Regions from separate parts of the Mus musculus genome. Here all the other regions are linked to region 1. Evidence: chromatin loops called from intact Hi-C (ENCODE). Cell type or tissue: heart. All regions are shown on one strand. Each heading gives the region's core, and the rest is flanking DNA. Links, peaks and the distances in the headings are about the cores only.

Region 1 (5,916 bases), core at 678-5,677:
ATAATGTGATCAGTGGATCATCTAGAGCTGCTGATGCCCTCAAACACTGAGCTAGTCTTTTAGCCTAGCTTTCTAGGAAGTGTTTCTAAATTTGGTCAGAACCCTCTGAGCAGCATAAATATGCACTGGTGCCTTATGAATATTAGGCCAGATAGATCTGATTTTCTGTAGAAGTACAAGTGAGATTACAGCTCTTTCTGGTCTCTACCAAAACTGGCAGAGATTTTGATTAACTCTTTTTCTTCTAAGGCACACTCTCACCAAGTAGAATCAAGTGTACAATCCTCCTGCCTCAGATTCTCACATGCTAGAATTATCAGTGTGTATAAACTCACTCAACTAGTTAATTCTCTTCATCACCATTTAGGTCTGTCTCTGCCCTATCATATATGCACACCAGCATTTCAATTCTAAACATCCCTAAATCATCTATAAGAGATTTTTTTATACATGTACTCCTATTCCTTTTCATGGTTTAGTTTGGTTTTCTTGTTTAGGAGATTTGGTTTTGTTTTGGTTTTTAAATATGTACTCTTTTTATTGTAATAATTTTCCCCCTTGTATTAAAAATGGATCATTTTCTTATAGAACATATCCTAGTTACAGTTTCCCTTCCTTCTACATCTCCCAGTGCCTCCCCACCTCCCCTCTCATCCAGATCCCCTTCCATTCTCTCACTAGAAAAGAACAGGCTTCTAAAAGATAGCAACAAAACATAATTTAAAAAAAGATATAATAAGTTAAAACAAAAAAAAACACATCAATATTAGAAATGGCAAAACAACAAAAGCAAAAGAGCCCCAAGAGTAGGCACAAGAATCAGAAACCCACTCTTTCATACACTCAGGAGTCCCAGAAAAACACTAAACTGAAAACCAAAATACGTACACAGGGGACCTGATACAGACTGGTGCTTGCTGATTCCGTCTTTGTGAGTTCCTATGAATTTTGCTCAATTGATTCAGAAGCTCTTGTTTACCAGATATCTTCTGGCCCCTCTAGCTCTTACACTCTTCCTGTCTCCTCCTCCTAAGGGTCACATTAGCTCTGAGAGGAGAGATATGGTAGGAACATCCCATTTAGAGCTGTGTGTTCCAAGGTCCCTCTACTGTGTGTGTGAGAGAGGGGGTGGAGTGGGGAGAGAGACAGAGAGACAAAGACAGTCAGTCAGACAGTCAGACAGACAGACAGACAGACAGAGTAATATCTGGCTGTATCTCTGTATTTGTTACCATAGCAGAGTGTCATTAAGAGTCACTTTATCATGAGCTTTGGTTGTTGTTTGGTTTTATGACAGTAGGATTTAGTTTTACCCTAGGTCTCTGGGCTATCTAGTGTCTGGTTTTTGGTCACCCATGCAGTGTCAGGTATAAAATCCATCACATGGAGTGGGTCTTGAATCAAATCAGATATTGGTTGGTTATTCCTAGAAGTTTTGTGTCACTATTGCCCCAGCATATTTTTCAGAAAGGATAGATTGTAGACCAAGTATTTTATGGCTAGGTTGGTATTTGTGTTTTATCTTTTGGTAGCCTGCAGAATTGGGTAGGTACTCCTTATTAGAAAATAGGAACTATATTTTCATGTTTAAAGGGGGAAAAGGCTGCCTGTCTTTGAAGAAAGTTATGAAACCTAAGTAGGTGAAGTACTGGAAATATAACTGCAGGTGTTGGAGTTTTTCAGTATCTGTGCCCACAGTTTATGGCAAGTTTCCCAATGAAGTGGAACCTCCTGGTTTTATGACCTGTTTCTAGAAAAAAACTCAGCATTGCCAGTTTAACAAAACAAAGGAAGCAGAAAAAATACATCGAACAGAGACTCCCCTGGTGTTGACTTTCTTCCAGGGGTCAGGGCAGGGGTCACGAGACTGGAAACGGGGCAGCATTGGAATGCCAGAGCACCATTGTTCCTCTGACTGGAGTCATGTAGCCTTAACTGGCTACTGTAATCTGCTCTTTGCTGTGGGGTTTCTGGACAGTCTTCTCTTTCTGCTGCTCCTCTTCATTGTTTACGTTTCCTGCAGGTGTGAGCTACATGTTGAATACATCCCTCCAGACCACTATCCTTACTTTGTTCGATCCTCCCCACTGTCCCTTTCTCCCTCCAGATGGTTCCACTGAACATCTATGCATAAATTAAGTATATGCATGTATTAAATGCATACACTATGTCAAAGTCACCCAAACAGCACCTTATTTTTAGTATAACTTCTGTATGTACACATACACCTCAACCTTGAGTTTAGTCACTTGGTGCCTAGGGGCTGGGGATGCTTGTTTTACTTACTTGGTGACAAAGCTCGGGCAGCTCACAAAGCAAAGCTTCATATGGTAAAGAAACAAACCAATGGCTTAAAATCATAAGAAATATGGAACAAAGAGCACATTTGCATTCTTAAGAAATTGTCCTTTAGAGCTCTTATACCCCACCTAGACAGTCAGAAAAAGCTCAGAGTGACAGGGTTGCCAACGTTAGCAATGGTTAGATGGTAACTCATGTCTATGCTTTTAATTGTATGGAAAAGTGCAAAGAGTGACAGAGAGGGTCTAATTTACAGAATGAGCCTTGGACTTCAAATATACATTTGAGGAAAAGCAAGTGCAAATATCATTCATCTTTGAGTCCTCTACTAAGCTAAATATCACACGGGCTCCTTTCTAATGGAACTCCCGTGCAAGAACTTCAACACAAATTTTACATGCAATGTGTTAAGAAACTGCAAGTTTAATTTGCTGAGTTACTGCATGCTTTTGTTCCCACAATCATTGTATTTTTACATTTAAATACAGCTCATTATTTTTTTTTTACGGCAGGCAATGTTCTAATCAACCACAAGATGGCAATCACAGTCCATTTACCATGCTTGGGAGCAGCTGCGTGGCTCTGGGTGGCTCAAAACCTCCAGAATTGTTATCTGGATTTTCTTTGTCAAAAATTAAGACTTCAAGATCACCCATGCTTCCAAATGAAGTTCAACTCAAAACTGTCAATAAGACAAAATTTCAACAAGAAACAGCAACAAAGATATCCATTTTTAAGCTTCTGTGATTTTCTGCAAGGTATGCACACTTGTCTTTTTTAGTGGGGGAAGGGACATTCAGGTATGTAATTGCAGGTCTTCTGTATGGGGATTCTGAGAGTCTCAACATCTGTCACTCCTACAAAGCTGTGTTTCCTTCACAAATACAGCCTAAGGAGTCGGAGGGTCCACTTATGCGTTCTAATTAACACTTCAATATCTCTATCCCTTCTGTTCTTTCTTTTTTTTTTTTTTCTTGTGCTACTTTTCCATACTGAAAAAAAAAAAAAAAACCCTAAAGAATATCACCTTTCACAGAAGATGTAAATTGCCTATAAAGACTTACTACTGCCTTCTTCAAGCATGTGATGTTCATTTTGGAATTCAGCACTCAAGGAGGTCTTACAAACATTAGAAATGACTGCTAAAATACAAAGAAAAAAATCCCATTTATTTTTCAACCGTTTCCTCCAGGGAGCTATGTTAAACTCCACAGGCTGTGTGCAAGCCACTATTTATTTAGTTCTTGATAGTGCATTGTTCTCCAGAAGTCATTGAGTTTTCTCATCCTCAGGCATCCCCAAAGAGGGCAAGGAGCTGGCGAAGCTTAGGTGTCAGTGGGGGAGAGGACTCACTGTCGTCTGCAGTTCTACCCCACTGCATAAGATACATGTTCTTATTGTTTCCATACATGGTCTGACTAGTTCCAGGTTTGTACTTTACTGACTATATCTTCCTATCGAAAGGGGGCTAGGATTTTGTCCTAGGGTTTCATTGCTGTGAAGAGACAATATGACCATAGTCAGTTTTATAACTGGGGCTGGCTTACAGCTTCAGAGATTCAGCCCATATCATCATGGTTGGAAGACTGCCATCTTCTTTCTATAAACTCATTTGATGTTATCAGAAATCTTCCTATATTCTCCCTTAAGGGACTTGCTTTTCTGACCCCACCTTTGGTTCTTTAGCACTTATCAAATTTATATACCAACCATGGTCTCACAGTACTGAGATGCTGATCTGTCTGCTGCTGGTGTCTTCAAAGTCAACTAAAGCCTACATGTTCATGCTGCATTTAGCAGGGACAGTTGTTGTCATAACTATAAAATAGTCCTCGAACTAATGTTCAGAATCCTAGTTACATGTGGGTTTAAAGTGTGTTAATACTATTCTGTTTTAATTATGTGAAAGAAAAATTGGTCTACAAAAGAAAAAATGAAAAGGCTTGTACATACTGGGGCAGGAAGAAATCAAACTCCCTTTGTTCATGAATGACATGGCAGGTTTAGTAGGAGATTTTAAAGAATCGATTAAAAAGTAACAACTATTAGAAGTTGTGCTTGATTTGGTAATAGTAGGCTTCAAGACACAAGTCAATATTCAAATTTTAATTATTTTCACATATTCCAGAAATGAGTGATTGGGGTTTAAATACAGAAACACACCACTTACAGTAGTACTAAAGAAAGAAAGACAATACCAGAAAATAAACCTGGGGGTTGGGAAATAGATCAGGAACAGCGTGTAGCACCATGGGCCCATCTGTTGCATCGTGAAAATAAAAATAAACCTAACAAACTATGTGCAAGACCATAGAGTACAAAGAACCACAATATAAAAATCCAAGGCTCTAAACAGAAGAGAGACGGGTAAGTAAAGTGCCCACTCTCCCCCAACTGGATATTGGGTCTCAGGATTTCAGCTGTGAGTTGTACACATTTCTATAATCCTGTAACCTCTGGGGAGGTTAGGGCAGGAAGACTGCTAGTGAAAGGGCACATAAGATGACAGAACATGACACCATCTCAAAGTAGGGAGCATGCAAAACTTACAGGCTAGGGTGTATATCCAGCTTTCTTGTTTCTTTATACAAAGCCCCGATTTAATGTTGTATCAAAGGAAGCCATTAGTCTCATTCCTATATTTTCTATTCTGATACCTTGCAAATTATCTTGTATTTCCCAAAGATGGCTGCATTAAGAAACCTGGGAATTAAAAAACAAAACAAAACAAAACAAAACAAAACATAGTTATCCTAGATCAAATCCTCTGCAAAGATCCATACTGATCATTCTTAAAAGACCTGGGAGTGATTCTGTGAGAATAATTGTTCTTGATTTCAAAAAGTGCTAATGACTGACCAAAACATTTACTTTCCTTTATTATTTTGTATGAACCTGTCCATGCAAAGCAGCTGACTGGTTGGGGAGGTATCCCACCGTTCGGCCCATTCCTAGCCCAGTATCTATCCCACATGGATAGATTGGTAGATATCCCACTGGATTCTACCAATACATAGCTGCTGAGGAAAGGAAGGCACAAGAGCAAGGCCTGGGGAATTGCCTAGTATATGTAAGATCTTAGTTTAATCCTCATTTCTGGGAAAAAGAAGCTACTGTGTATTTATCATATCCTCTTTCACTATGTGCTAACTTCACATAAAGAAACCTAATGGCTTAGAAGATGCAAAAATCACAAGGTAAAACAGTATGAATTAAGATTCGTGGTGGCGCACGCCTTTAATCCCAGCCTGAGTTCGAGGCCAGCCTGGTCTACAGAGTGAGTTCCAGGACAGTCGGGGCTATACAGAGAAACCCTGTCTCGGACGAAAAAAAAAAAAAAAACAAAAAACTTCACTTAAAAACTCACATTCTAGCCAAGACTTACAAGAAAAGAAGAAGAAGAAGAAGAAGAAGAAGAAGAAGAAGAAGAAGAAGAAGAAGAAGAAGAAGAAGAAAAGAAAGAGAAGAAGGGGAAGAACTGTGCTAAGCTTCTAGCATGTTTGTTTCACTACAAGTTGCAGAAACCAAGGAATTAGCATCGTGAAGGGCAATACTACCATGACAAAAACCTATTATTAGCAAGCACAAAATTAGCAGAAATAGACACCCCAGAAA
Region 2 (5,916 bases), core at 499-5,498, 1.3 Mb after region 1:
CACAAGTATTACATATAACATCTTACCAAACTATACACTACTTTTGCTATGTTAAAAATGAAGGTGCATATAAAGCTGGTGTGATCTATAAGAGGATAAGAAAGAGCATGTGTCACTAAGGCTTTGGGAATAGGACCCACATTACTAGGAATCATCTCTAGTGACACATGGGAAATTAAGGTCAAAGCAACCTGACAGATAAGCCAAGCAAGAAATCCTTGTAAAGGGGATTCTATTTTCCAAAATTCAAAGACCATCTACTATAGGAATGGGGAGATGGTTCTGTTGAAGTGCTTGCTGTACAAGCAGAGGACTCAAGTTTTGACCCTAACAAAAGCTAGGTGTGGCAGAGAGCATCTGTCACATCCCAGGGATGGAAAGGCAGGCTTCTGGGTAGTCAATCTAGCCTAACCCAATAGACTGAGGTTTAGTGAGAGATTGTTTCCAACACTAAGGTAAAGAACCAAGGAAAACCCCAACATGACCTCTTGCCTCCATGTGCACACGCACCAACAGCTCACACACAAGGTCGTCTACAGGAAGATGGGGAGGGAAAAGGCTGATCCGAGAAGGAAAGGAGATGGCTAATTCTGCCAAATTGACTGGACCTAGAGTCAAGTAAGAGGTAAACTGACAGGACTACCTGTGAGGAATTTTCTTGATCAGATTATTTTATATTAATATTATATATTAAATACGAATAGCAGCTTCTGGTGGCAGCCAGATAAAAGGCAGCCCAAGGGAAAAGTCTGGGGTTTGCCTGCTTGTCTTCCACAGCACTGTCCAGTTCATCCCCCCTATTCTCAGGTTGCTGTCTAGTTAATCCACCCTGCTGCTACCATTTTTTTGTTATTGTTGATATCAGAATTCAGATTCTTCAGACTTCCAATGTGGAATGAAGACCAGTGGCTCTCAAGGAATGAATCCTCCAGGCACCAGAATGGGACAGTCTTAAACTGCGGAGACATGTAGTCTTGTGGACTGTGTGGCTTCTGAGTTCTCAATCATTCCAGAGTCAACATCTGTACTGTACCATGTACACCAATCCAGTAAATCCAGTCTACTCTTTATTCACTGTCAGCTCTGTTCCTCTGCGAACCTTAGCTAATACAGACATCTCCCCAACTTCATTTCTTTGTCTTAAGTGCTTTCACTGTTTAAGTCAAAAGCTTTATGGTATCATTTTATTATTTACAGGTACTTAAAAGTTAGGGGTTTTTTTATTTGTTTGTTTTGTTTTGCCTGTCTCATTAACACTTCCAGACTATTTTAATCAAATGCTTTTACTTTTGTGAACTAACTTTTTAATGCTAAACTGTAATGGCATCATCAAGTGTTAATTAATTAATAATTCAAAGTCAAATGGACTGTGGTGACTTATTGAGTTGATAAAGTCAGCTGGAATATAAAAAGTAAGCATTTCCTGTCACCATCTTGCCACTGCAATTTCATTCCTGTATTTATAACATGTTAGTCATTCACTTAACTAGTATTTACTCAAGCTCTGTCATGTATGGTGTACTGCTCTATATGTAGAGGCCACTAGTGAAGAGAGGCAGGGTTCCTGCTTTACTGGAATTTAGGTTCTAAGGTTAGTCAGACCGTAATAGTATTAGTAACAGCCAAATCTGACTCAACAAAGTCACTTGCTGAGATAGTTCTAAGCACTTTACAAAGTGATGTAATTACCATGGTAACAATAAAAATAAATCACCCTTACTTTTTGCACAAGGGATGGAAGATAGGAGAGGAAAGATAATTTGCCCAACTGTGCATAGCTAAGGAGGGCAGAACTGGGGTTAGAACCAAGAGAGCCTCATAGAAAATAGATACTTAGTCTCAATACTTTGCCTCTGACCACAAAGAAAAAAAGTGCATGAGGTAATATAAACAAAGAGTAAACCCAACTAGAGTTCAGCATTATGGAAATATAGAACTGGGTGCCATAAAGACACTTTTGCAAGGGAGGAAGTGGGGACCAGTAGAGATGTCAGGGGAAACCTCACAGAGGAAGCAGCACTAAGCTATGCCCTGAAGAACCGAGTTACAGGTGTCTTGGAGGCAGAGGTGAAGAACACAGTCCCAAGTCTTTAAAAACAGATGAATGCATGCCTGAACTTAAGTTGAAAGCCAGCCTGGGCTGCACTGTAAGAGCTTGGCTCAAAACTCAAATGAAACAATGGAATCCTGCCTTGTTGAAAGAAACAGAAATGTCCAGTTGAGTGTATCTTGAGTGTGGTGTGCCTGTGACTAAAGGCAGGCAGGAGGCAGACTGTGTAAGTAAAAGCAAGAGGCTGTTTTATCCTAAGTGTCAAAACCACTACCTGGTAATCTGAAAAAATCACTCTGTTTGTGCAAAACTAGGAAAGTCCCTATGAAAGCAATTACAAATCAAGAGGAAATGACAGTGGCCTGAAGGAGTGTGGTGACAAGCAAAGGAACTTCAGGGTAATTTTCACAATACTGGACAAGAGTGGCAGGTGAACAGGATGTGACGAGGGAAGGAAGAGGGTCTCCATCTTTGGGTTTGAGTCACTAATGTGAAAGCGGTGTCCTTTGTGTGAGGCTCAGGGCAAAAATATGAAGCTTTCACCTTCTACTTGGGGAGCGGGCACATTCGGGAGGGAGTGGGTTCTTTTCTAATTCTCTTTCTTCATTTAAAAGTTCCAAAGGAAGGACAGAAAAGAACGGAAATGTTCAATTTTAGGAGACCCTTCCACTTGAGATAAACTGGAGAACAGAATCCTCTTTACCGAGCATCGGCCGTCCCCAAGATCTCAATGATGGGGCACAAGACAACGTTGGCGAAGCCATCTTAATCCCATCTCGTGCTCCTCCTGGCAGTTAGGCCCACTGCTCCATAAATTGTCACTATCGTAAACGCTCACAAGCATCTCCCCTCACGCTACAACGCTTAATGCATATAGCTATATATCTATATATTTATATATCTTAACAAGCAATGCGACTATAACCCTTGCCTTCAAGGCTAGTGGTTTCGCAGGAATGGTACCTTTGGAAAGCTCGTGGCTGCCCCCGTACTTATTTGCGCCTTCTTCATATCCACTTAAGTGACAACTCTAGTCCCTAGGCTGCGGGGTCTACTGAGGAGCAGGAGCCGTTGGGTCGGTCAGTTGGCAAGCTCTCCTCACATCTCTCTTGCGAGACGCGGACCGGCTCCTGGCGCCTCCGTCCTCGCAGAACCGCAGCGAACGAGTCTGGGAGGGGGTCGGGAAAGGAAAAGACGCAAGAGAGATTAAGTAATTGGTTCGCAAAGGAAAAAAGATGATATTTGGGGTCGACTATGAAGCACCGGTTTCAAACGCCCGCCCCCTAAGCTGCCTTGGCTCCGCCCCTAGGCAACGTCATTCCATCTTTTTCCCGTGTCTTTGCTGATTGGTCACTGCGTCAGCCTGTGAGAGACGGTTTAAAAAAAAAAAAAAAAAAAACACACACACAACTCCGGAATTGCTTCCGGGTGTGGAGTTCGCATCTTCTCCACAGCCATTGGAAGTGCGAAGGTTTTGCTTCCGGGTCTCAACCGAGCCCCTGGTGTAAAAACTGGAAGCTCTGCATTTTGTTTCCGGTCTTGGGCCTGGCGCCCCCGGCGCCGAGATTTCTGGGAGCTAAGGGTCGCATTGGTTCATGAGTGAGTTTCGGAAGGTGCTGCGTAGGACCCCCGCCAGAGTGAGCAGCCGGGCATGGTGGTTTGTGGTTCTTGTGTGGGTGGCACCGGGGAGCCGAGTCGCCGCCGCAGCCCGTGACGATCGTACAGGCCGCGGTGCAGGGATGGTGGTCCGGAGCTGAAGCCGAGCCCGGGGCGGTCACCGGTGCAGCGCCTCAGACACTGAGAAAAGCAAAGGAGGGTGGGATGGGGAGAAACTCCCACTTCACACACGATCTGTGTGAGCAGCTGCTTAAGCTAACGGAGATTTAGTAGCCCTGCAGTTAGGCTGCAATTCTTATTTGACAGCTAAAAATGGCAAAGGTTCTCTTGTAGCCTAGGCTAGCTTCGAACTCCCGATTCTTTTGCTTTCACCTCCCAAGCTCTGGAATCACAGGAGTACCCCCATCATACCCAGTTCAGGATGGGTTCTTGATACTTGGTTGGGTGGAGTTCCGATTTTCTGAGCATCGCGGAAGTTACAGCCTTGATAAATGTTGTGGTAACTGCTTTAGAAGAAAATTGAGTCAACAAGATTCTGGGGTAATGGTTGCCCATGTAAATGTCACTGGGGACTTTAAACAAATTTTAACATAATAAGTTTGACTGTGACTTTAAAAGAAATTTGTTTTTTATTGGGTTCTTTGCTGTAGTGTGAGGTTTCTGGTAGAACAGCAAATCTTGGCCGGACAGTTACATTGTGAGATCCTATAATTAAAAAAAAAAAAAAAAAAGAATAAATTTTTTTTAAAAAAGAATAAAATAAAATCTCAGAGAAGCTAGTGCTAGTGGGATAACATTTTTTTAAGTCATTTATTTTAAAAGCTACACTACACTGTTGTGCAAGATCTGACATCATGTATGGGAATCTCATAATACTATAGAAATGTCGGCATTCCACAAATGACAGAAACGAGCTAGAAGACTTGCCCAGGGCTACCCAGCCAGAACAGAAGCACTAACTCAGATCTTCATAGTAGTTATTTATACTGAATAAGAGTTGCCTAGTAAACACCCTGAGTTTCATAATTCGGATTTTTAGGAACTTGTGTTGAAGCAAACTAAGCAATTTTGGGGAGTTTGAGAAGGATTTAAGAATAGATATTTTTGAGTTATCTGTAAAATGAAAGTATAACTTAAATTCACTTTTGCCGAAGACTAAAAGATGACAACAGCAGCCAGGCCAACTTTTGAACCTGCAAGAGGTGGGAGAGGAAAAGGAGAAGGGGATTTGAGCCAGCTCTCCAAGCAGTATTCAAGCAGAGATCTTCCCTCTCATACAAAGATAAAGTACAGGTAAGAAGGCCTTCATTTGTCTTGTTCACAGAATGGGACCAAGCCTCTCTCTATATATATGTATGTATATATATGACTTATGGTCATGTCTAAATTATAGTATTTAGGTTACTGATCTCCAAAGAGAAGTATTTCAAAAAAGTTTACAATAAAATTACGCCCTACAGGTAAAGTTGCTAGACAGTCTTCCAGCATAAGTTCCTTTGAACCAGGAATTGCTATGTGTAGATGAAGCACTCATTAGTCATGATAATCACATCAGAGAAGACGGAGCTGTAGTGAATATGGAAGTGTTGCTCTAACAGCCCTTGAATTGGTGGACTGTTTTAAAAAGCCGAAGACATGGGTTAGAGAGATTTCTCAGCAGTTAAGAGCACTGCTCTTCCAGAGGTCCAGAGTTCAATTCCTAGCAACCAGATGGTGGCTCACAACCATCGGAGGGGTCTGATGTCCTCTTCTGGTGTGTCTAAAGAGAGCAATGGTGTAGTCATATACATAAAATAAATAAATCTTTTTTTTTAAAAGCCAAAGACATTCTGTTGTAGGCAATTGTGTGCTTTAGTTTGTTGTTCTAGTGATAAGGAACACTACGAGTGTATTAACCCTCAGATTGGGATATTGTCTTATCTTCTTCCTTTTTGTTGTTGACAGACAGTTACATTCTGGATTGTCTTAAATTGTTGAAGCTATATAGGTTCTTTTCCTTGACAAGTGAGGCCAACATTTTTGACGTGTTTTGTTTTGTTTTTCCTACTTAAGACAAACCACACAGGATGCCCCTGAAGAGGTTCGAAACCGTGACTTCAGGAGAGAACTGGAAGAGAGAGAGAGAGCTGCTGCAAGGGACAAAAACAGGGACCGCCCAACTCGAGGTACCCGTACTGTCCGTCATGTCTGTCTCAGTTGTGTGCAGAAACTGTGTGTATCCTGGTAATTGGAAATAAGTAGCATTTTTG
Region 3 (5,916 bases), core at 499-5,498, 420 kb after region 1:
TCATTGATGTCCCACAGGCCATCCTCTGCAACATATGGGACTGAAGCCTTGAGTCCATCTTTGTGTGCTCTTTGGTTGGTGGTTGAGTCCCTGAGAGCTCTGGGGTACTGGCTTTTGCATTTAGAAGATAAGGAAGAGGCATGTTTGCTGTGACCATGGATGGGAAGCTGTTCAAAAATACTAGCTAAGAGCAACTGTAAAGCTGGTGTGCTCTGTTCAAGAGTCTTCAGGAGCACTGACAGTCATGCTGCTAGCTTTTCGAGGAGAAAGGACATCTAGTTCTGTTTGCTGCACTGAGATGAGGGCTCGACCCTCCGAGGTCATTGGCCTAAAGGTAGAAACACAGATAGAGGTTTGGATGAATGAGTGAGTGTACAGCAAACTGAATAGACTGGTGGTAGAAAGAGGAATGTATGGTAACAAGGTCATTTTGACTTATGTTGCATTCAGAAGGTATCTAAGGTCCTGAATCAGGATGTCACTCCTAGAGTGTTAGCTTCAAAAAAAATCCTTTAATTCATTTATAGGTGAGGGCTTATAGGTACAGTGCGTGTCTGGCATGTGTGGGCCAGCATCACATAAACAAGGCTTGTTAACCTGCAACCCCAGCACTTGGGAGGTGGAGGCAGGGGGATTAGAAGGTCAAGATAATCCTCAGTGACATAGGAAGTTTAAAGCCTGCCTGGGCTACATGAGACCCTATCTCAAAAGCAAACTCACAAATTTGAGAGGTGGAAAAACAGAAAAATTCAGGACAGTAGAGAGATGCTGAAAGCAGAGTAATTATGGGCATGTATCTGAATTGGGCATGCAAAATATAAAATAAAATAAGGATCACAGTCTAGCATCATCCCACCACCTGGGTTATCTCTGCCAATCTTACACCAGTGAGATTCATTTCTCTCACATGTAAACTGAAGGGTAACTTTAGTTGGTTCTGTAATGTCCCTCCCAGTCCCAACAGACTACGGGTGTCTAATAGAATGATCCCATTTCTCTGCTGTATCTGGTACACAATGGCATGCTGAAGATGTAGATGCACACACCAAATGGCATACTTCATCTCCAGCACACTTGCTAGGGCAGGGCAGGGCTCTCTGAGAGCACTGCAGGGGAAGTGGCTTGTCCATGGTATCCAGTCCTTTTATGGAATGGGAAGCTTTGTGCCTCCCACGTGTAGGTCTCAGCAGATTGTGAATGGATGGTAGCCTACACATATGCAAATGAGAACTGGAAAATAATTAAATCTGAGGGGAGAATAAAGTAGACTTGTGAATAAACAAAGGAAATGTGTGTCTCCAGAAGCCAAGAGGTCAAAGATACATTCTACAGGTTCTGTACACACTCAGCCTTAAGTTCAAATGTTCTAAGTCCACACTTCTGAGGAAATATATTGTGTGTTTGACTGTGACTGAGGCAGGAGATGTCAGGCAACTCAAAATTCCAGTCTTAGAAATATCCTTGGAGCTGGGCGGTGGTGGTGCATGCCTTTAATCCCAGCATTCGGGAGGCAGAGGCAGGTGGATTTCTGAGTTTGAGGCCAGCCTGGTCTACAAAGTGAGTTCCAGGACAGCCAGGGCTATACAGAGAAACCCTATCTCGAAAAACAAAAACAAACAAACAAACAACAAAAAAAGAAATATCCTTGGACCCTGCTGCGTGTAAAAAAGGAAGTGGTCAAAGTGCACATGATTCTCAAGCGTTAACATTATTAACGTTTAAGACAAAATGTATTTCCTTTCTGGGGCTTTGACTTCCAAACCAGAGCTTCTATTGTATTCTTAGAAAACAACCATCCAAATGAGAGGCTCAAAGGATTCCGAGATAGTTTCATGTGCAGTGCCTTCCCCACGGTTCCATTTTGATGGGCCAGCACTGGTCCCCACTTCTCCAAGCCTCTACCACCCAGTCTTCAGACTCTCACTTATGTGTGAATGTGAGGAGGGAGCTTCATCATAACCATGTGGAAAACACAGCAATCATTTGCTCCCACCCTCTTATGTGACCAGAATGGAAACTTTATGTCCAGGGTGAGAAAGTGATTCATAGAAAGTCACACAGCAAGCCGCACATTCTCTCCATTTCTAAGCCCTCTCTCTCCTCAAAGGCACACTGATCTCTGACAATACAAAACACGGGTACCAGAGTGTTAAACAAAGAAGCTCTAATGCGGTTCCTTTTTCCCTTTTTCAAATGAGCCGGTTTCACCTTTTCACTTTGAGGCCTTTGTCTTGTCAGCATCTTTCAGGGAGATGACTTACGGCACAAAGATGCGACTTTGCATTGTCTTAGCAGAAGCAATCCTTTCAGTGTAAGCCTGCATTTCCTTTGGAGGTTGACTCCAATTCACAGAATACAGCCTGAGAATTGATGTTTACTAAGTTGGCTGTTTAAATCATGTTCAGCGCTTGGTTGCACAGGCTGTTCCTTTGTCTCTGTCTCTGCTGCACTCGCCTTCCTCTTTGTGCTTGACACAAAAGGATGGGGCCCCTGGCTCATCTGGATAGGGATCAGTGTGTTCATGTGTAAGCTTTTCAAAGCTATGGAGCAAAGGTGTCGTGAAACATTAGAAGTCATTCAATCACATTCCGTATCCGTCTCCTCACATCCGTGAGAAGGCATCTGTCATGGGGCTGTGTCCTTGCTTCTTGGAGGAGCTGGCTCCGATTTGAAAATGTTATACTGTGCTGCCTTTGCCTGTCTCTCTTTGGTGGGAGGTTTGAGATTAGCACACACACCCACCACTCTGACACTAAGATTGCTCTCTTATCTCACTTAGTAAAATAACTGAAACTGATAGTTGTCCGTTTGGGAGATTCATCAGGATTTATTCTAATTCTATTTCCCTTACAAATTACTGAGGTCTACAGGTATGGACAGAGAATAGCTCTCACCATGCAGTAGCTGTATTTTCTACCCTCAGTGTTCCAGAAGCCCTTTCTTGGTAGTGAGTGGAGAAGTCGATGAAGAGAGAGGCTTCTATGTGTCTATTCCCTGCTTGCCATACTATGGAAATGGAATTTTTGAGTTTTGGAGCAGATGCCATCTGCTGGATATTCAAGATACTACAACACAAATTTATAGGGCCAGAAAACACAATGAACAGCCTGATAGCTAAATTAAGTAAACTCTACTTCCATGGCCCCAGGTAGATTGGAAACTCTCTAACCGTAAAGTGTCAATATTTGAACTTTATTTTTCGGATTAGAATCAATCTTGTCTTTGCTATCTGTGCTCAGTGTTAGATCCCAGAATTTGTCATTTAGTTTGAAGGCATGGGAACACAGGTAAAATTCCTGCTCCTGTTTCAAGAAGGAATAAATCCACAAAGATGCACTCAAAGGCTTCTAAAATTAAAGCTAGGGGCAATGTAAAAAAATAGAGAGAGCGAATGTGGGGAGGGGGAATGGGCTTCTGTGGGCATAAAGGGCAAACATAAAAGTGAAACAATGTGTAAAACATCAATACAGGCTAAGCAGAGGTTCCTTCCTCTGAGACTTGAACTCCATTTTCTCCACACTGCTCCTGTTAGGGAACTATATGATAAAGCCTTTGTAGATCTGTCTTAGAATTTTCTATTATAGTCATATTGGCTGGAATACCTGTTAAGCCTGGCCCCGCCTTGGGTTTCCTTAGCTGGTTGAATAAATCATTTCACGTTTTGGAGACTCAATCTTCCCACTTGTTAGACATGAAGATAAATGTTACTGTCTGAATGTAAACTGCTAAAAATGTAATTTAAAAAAAGAAAACAGAGCCAGGAAAAAATGTTTAACTGGTAAGGACCCGAGCTAGAACCCACAGGAAAAGCTAGGCATGGTGGCATACTCTTAGGATGCCAGGGCTACAGAGGCAGAGACAGATGGATCTCTAGTCAGCCAGGTTCACCAGATCAGGAAACTCCAGGTTCACAGAGCAAAACAGTCACACTCAGGAACACACACACACACACACACACACACGTGAATTTTAAATATCAGACACTAATTATTTGTCTTTCCTGGGCAGCATCCCTCTAACATATACCTGAGTTGAGTTACAGCTTAGAATTAGATTTGAGCAGGATGGTATTTCTCCATGTTCAGAAGAATGGCCTGAAAAAAATGAAGTGAGGAACTATGGCCTGCATCTGGCTACAAAGGCTCATGGGGTGGGTGAATCTGTCACAGGGAAATGTTGGGAGACCTACGTGTTGCTACTATAGTTCCTTTTTAAAAGGGACCTTATGATAGGATATAAAATTGTAAAATCAACACCATACATTTCTTCTGTGAGGAGACCTTAAAAGCAGGGCACCAAGCTCTGTCTCTGCTTCCACTTTAAAAACACACATGTATGCCCAAAAGGAGGCAAGGAGTTAACAAAATGCAGACAGATGCAGAAGGGAAGGGAAGATGCCCACAAGCACACTGATGGCCTATCCACGTGACTTACGCTGTGTCACTGCTAATGAAGATGCTCCCTTTACTTCCATTCTGGTTATAAACGGAGGCACATTACATAACTGCCCCTGTGATGTAATAGGAGCCTAGGTACACAGAAAAACTTCTAGCTCATCCTCTGCCATGTTGGCCCTGCCTCCATCCCTCTAGCACCCTCTATTTCCAGACACACACACACACACACACACACACACACTGCCCAGCCCCAAAGGACATACTGCTGCTGATTATTTATAATAACTCTCTCTGCTCTTGGCAGAACATACAACAGCTGGTGGTCTATTCTTTGCCACAGAGACCAACCTGCCTCTGCCCTGGAAGATGGCAAGAGTCAAGCAGAGCGATTTATAATTGTGTCCCAGCACCTCAATTTTGTATTATGTTTATTTATATCGTTTCTTTTTCTGAGATAATCAGCATTCCTCTTTGGGAGGATTCTCATTGGAGAAGCCTCTAGTATAGCCATCCGTGGTTTTCTTCATTGAGTAAGACATCTTAGAACTCCAAGCTAGAGGAAGTGGTGACCAATTCTTTTATGAGAGTTTTAGAATCAACGTTCTACGTTTTATTGAAAGGGTGAATATGTTGTGTCAGTTAAATGATAAATGACTTTGAGTATCTCATGGAATACATCTTGTCTTCATGGGTTTTCTGTGCTCACAACAGCACAGGACCTGCGTGACTAGGGTTCATCAGCTGGCCAGAATAGACAGTTATGTGGAGTTCTACTTTGCTCTGTCAGGAACCACCTTGTATTAGGTTAAGCTTCAAGTTCCATCCTAGGGAAAGCAGAGAAGAAAGCCATCTCATAAGACCTTTTAGCAAAGAGAGTCAAGTAGGCTCTGGAGCTACAGAGAGACCCAAGCAGCCATGGAAGTCAGTATGGTCAGCACCGCGGGTCTTGTAAGTGTTGGAAGACACTTAGAACATGGAAAATGCATCTAAGACCACACAGCCAGACAAGATTCTCACTATCAAAGTGATGTCATGCAAAGCAGCCTTCAGTTAGGCTGGCCACAGGTCAGAGCCATGGTCAGGAAAACTGGGAAAAGGCAGAGTGGGATGGTTGTACCTGAGGTTTTAGAGTATGGCAAACAGGAGACCCATTCCTGACCAGCTTGTTTATTTCTGTATGAGCATAGCTTGTTAAGTATAAATAATGGGGAATTTCAATTTCATGTGTAGAAAGAAATTCTTAACATCTGACACTGTCCATGTAGTGTGTACTTCTTGGTGGCGGGGGGGGGGGGTGGTATTCTAAGGCATGGAAAGTTTCCTAGTGTGTGCTGCCAAGTCTGTTGTGAGTATACCGATGACCCCAATCCTGGGCCTAGGTGATGCCTCTGGGACCTTTCTCTCGGCAGTCACTGAGAAGATGCTTCTGAGAGACACATAAAAACTGCACTGAATAATGAAGGGACTGAGAAGTCTTTCTGAGAGTTGGAGGTGGCTTGCTGCTGCTGTTGTTTTGTGG

What was found. Hi-C counts contacts between places; a loop is a spot of excess contacts. Peaks named below come from ENCODE experiments on the same cell type or tissue, not always from the same donor. Only the 100,000 strongest peaks of a DNase experiment are listed, where the experiment ranks them.
Region 2: it touches region 1 in a loop (5-fold over the local background); 3 of 42 quality-filtered maps call a loop at or near these places.
Region 3: it touches region 1 in a loop (7-fold over the local background); 17 of 42 quality-filtered maps call a loop at or near these places.

Annotation. Positions count from the first base shown.
Region 1 is chr9:13,228,891-13,234,806 of GRCm38, forward strand. No RefSeq gene overlaps it. Among named protein-coding and RNA genes, the nearest start is that of Jrkl, 14 kb to the right of the region's middle. In heart, for the core only: a CTCF peak has its summit at 2,838 (motif pointing right); no DNase peak of the experiment used is centred there.
Region 2 is chr9:14,497,095-14,503,010 of GRCm38, forward strand. Kdm4d (lysine (K)-specific demethylase 4D) reads right to left here and starts at 3,388. Exons shown (of 2, transcript NM_173433.2): 1 at 3,014-3,388. It overlaps Cwc15 (CWC15 spliceosome-associated protein), which reads left to right and starts at 3,525. Exons shown (of 7, transcript NM_023153.3): 1 at 3,525-3,687; 2 at 4,822-4,960; 3 at 5,720-5,832. The coding sequence starts at 4,830. In heart, for the core only: no CTCF peak of the experiment used is centred there; a DNase peak (open chromatin) is centred at 3,477; H3K4me3 peaks cover 2,188 bases; H3K27ac peaks cover 1,242 bases.
Region 3 is chr9:13,650,126-13,656,041 of GRCm38, forward strand. The region is part of intron 2 of Maml2 (mastermind like transcriptional coactivator 2); the gene reads left to right. Among named protein-coding and RNA genes, the nearest start is that of Gm51666, 43 kb to the left of the region's middle. In heart, for the core only: a CTCF peak has its summit at 3,062 (motif pointing left); no DNase peak of the experiment used is centred there; H3K27ac peaks cover 365 bases.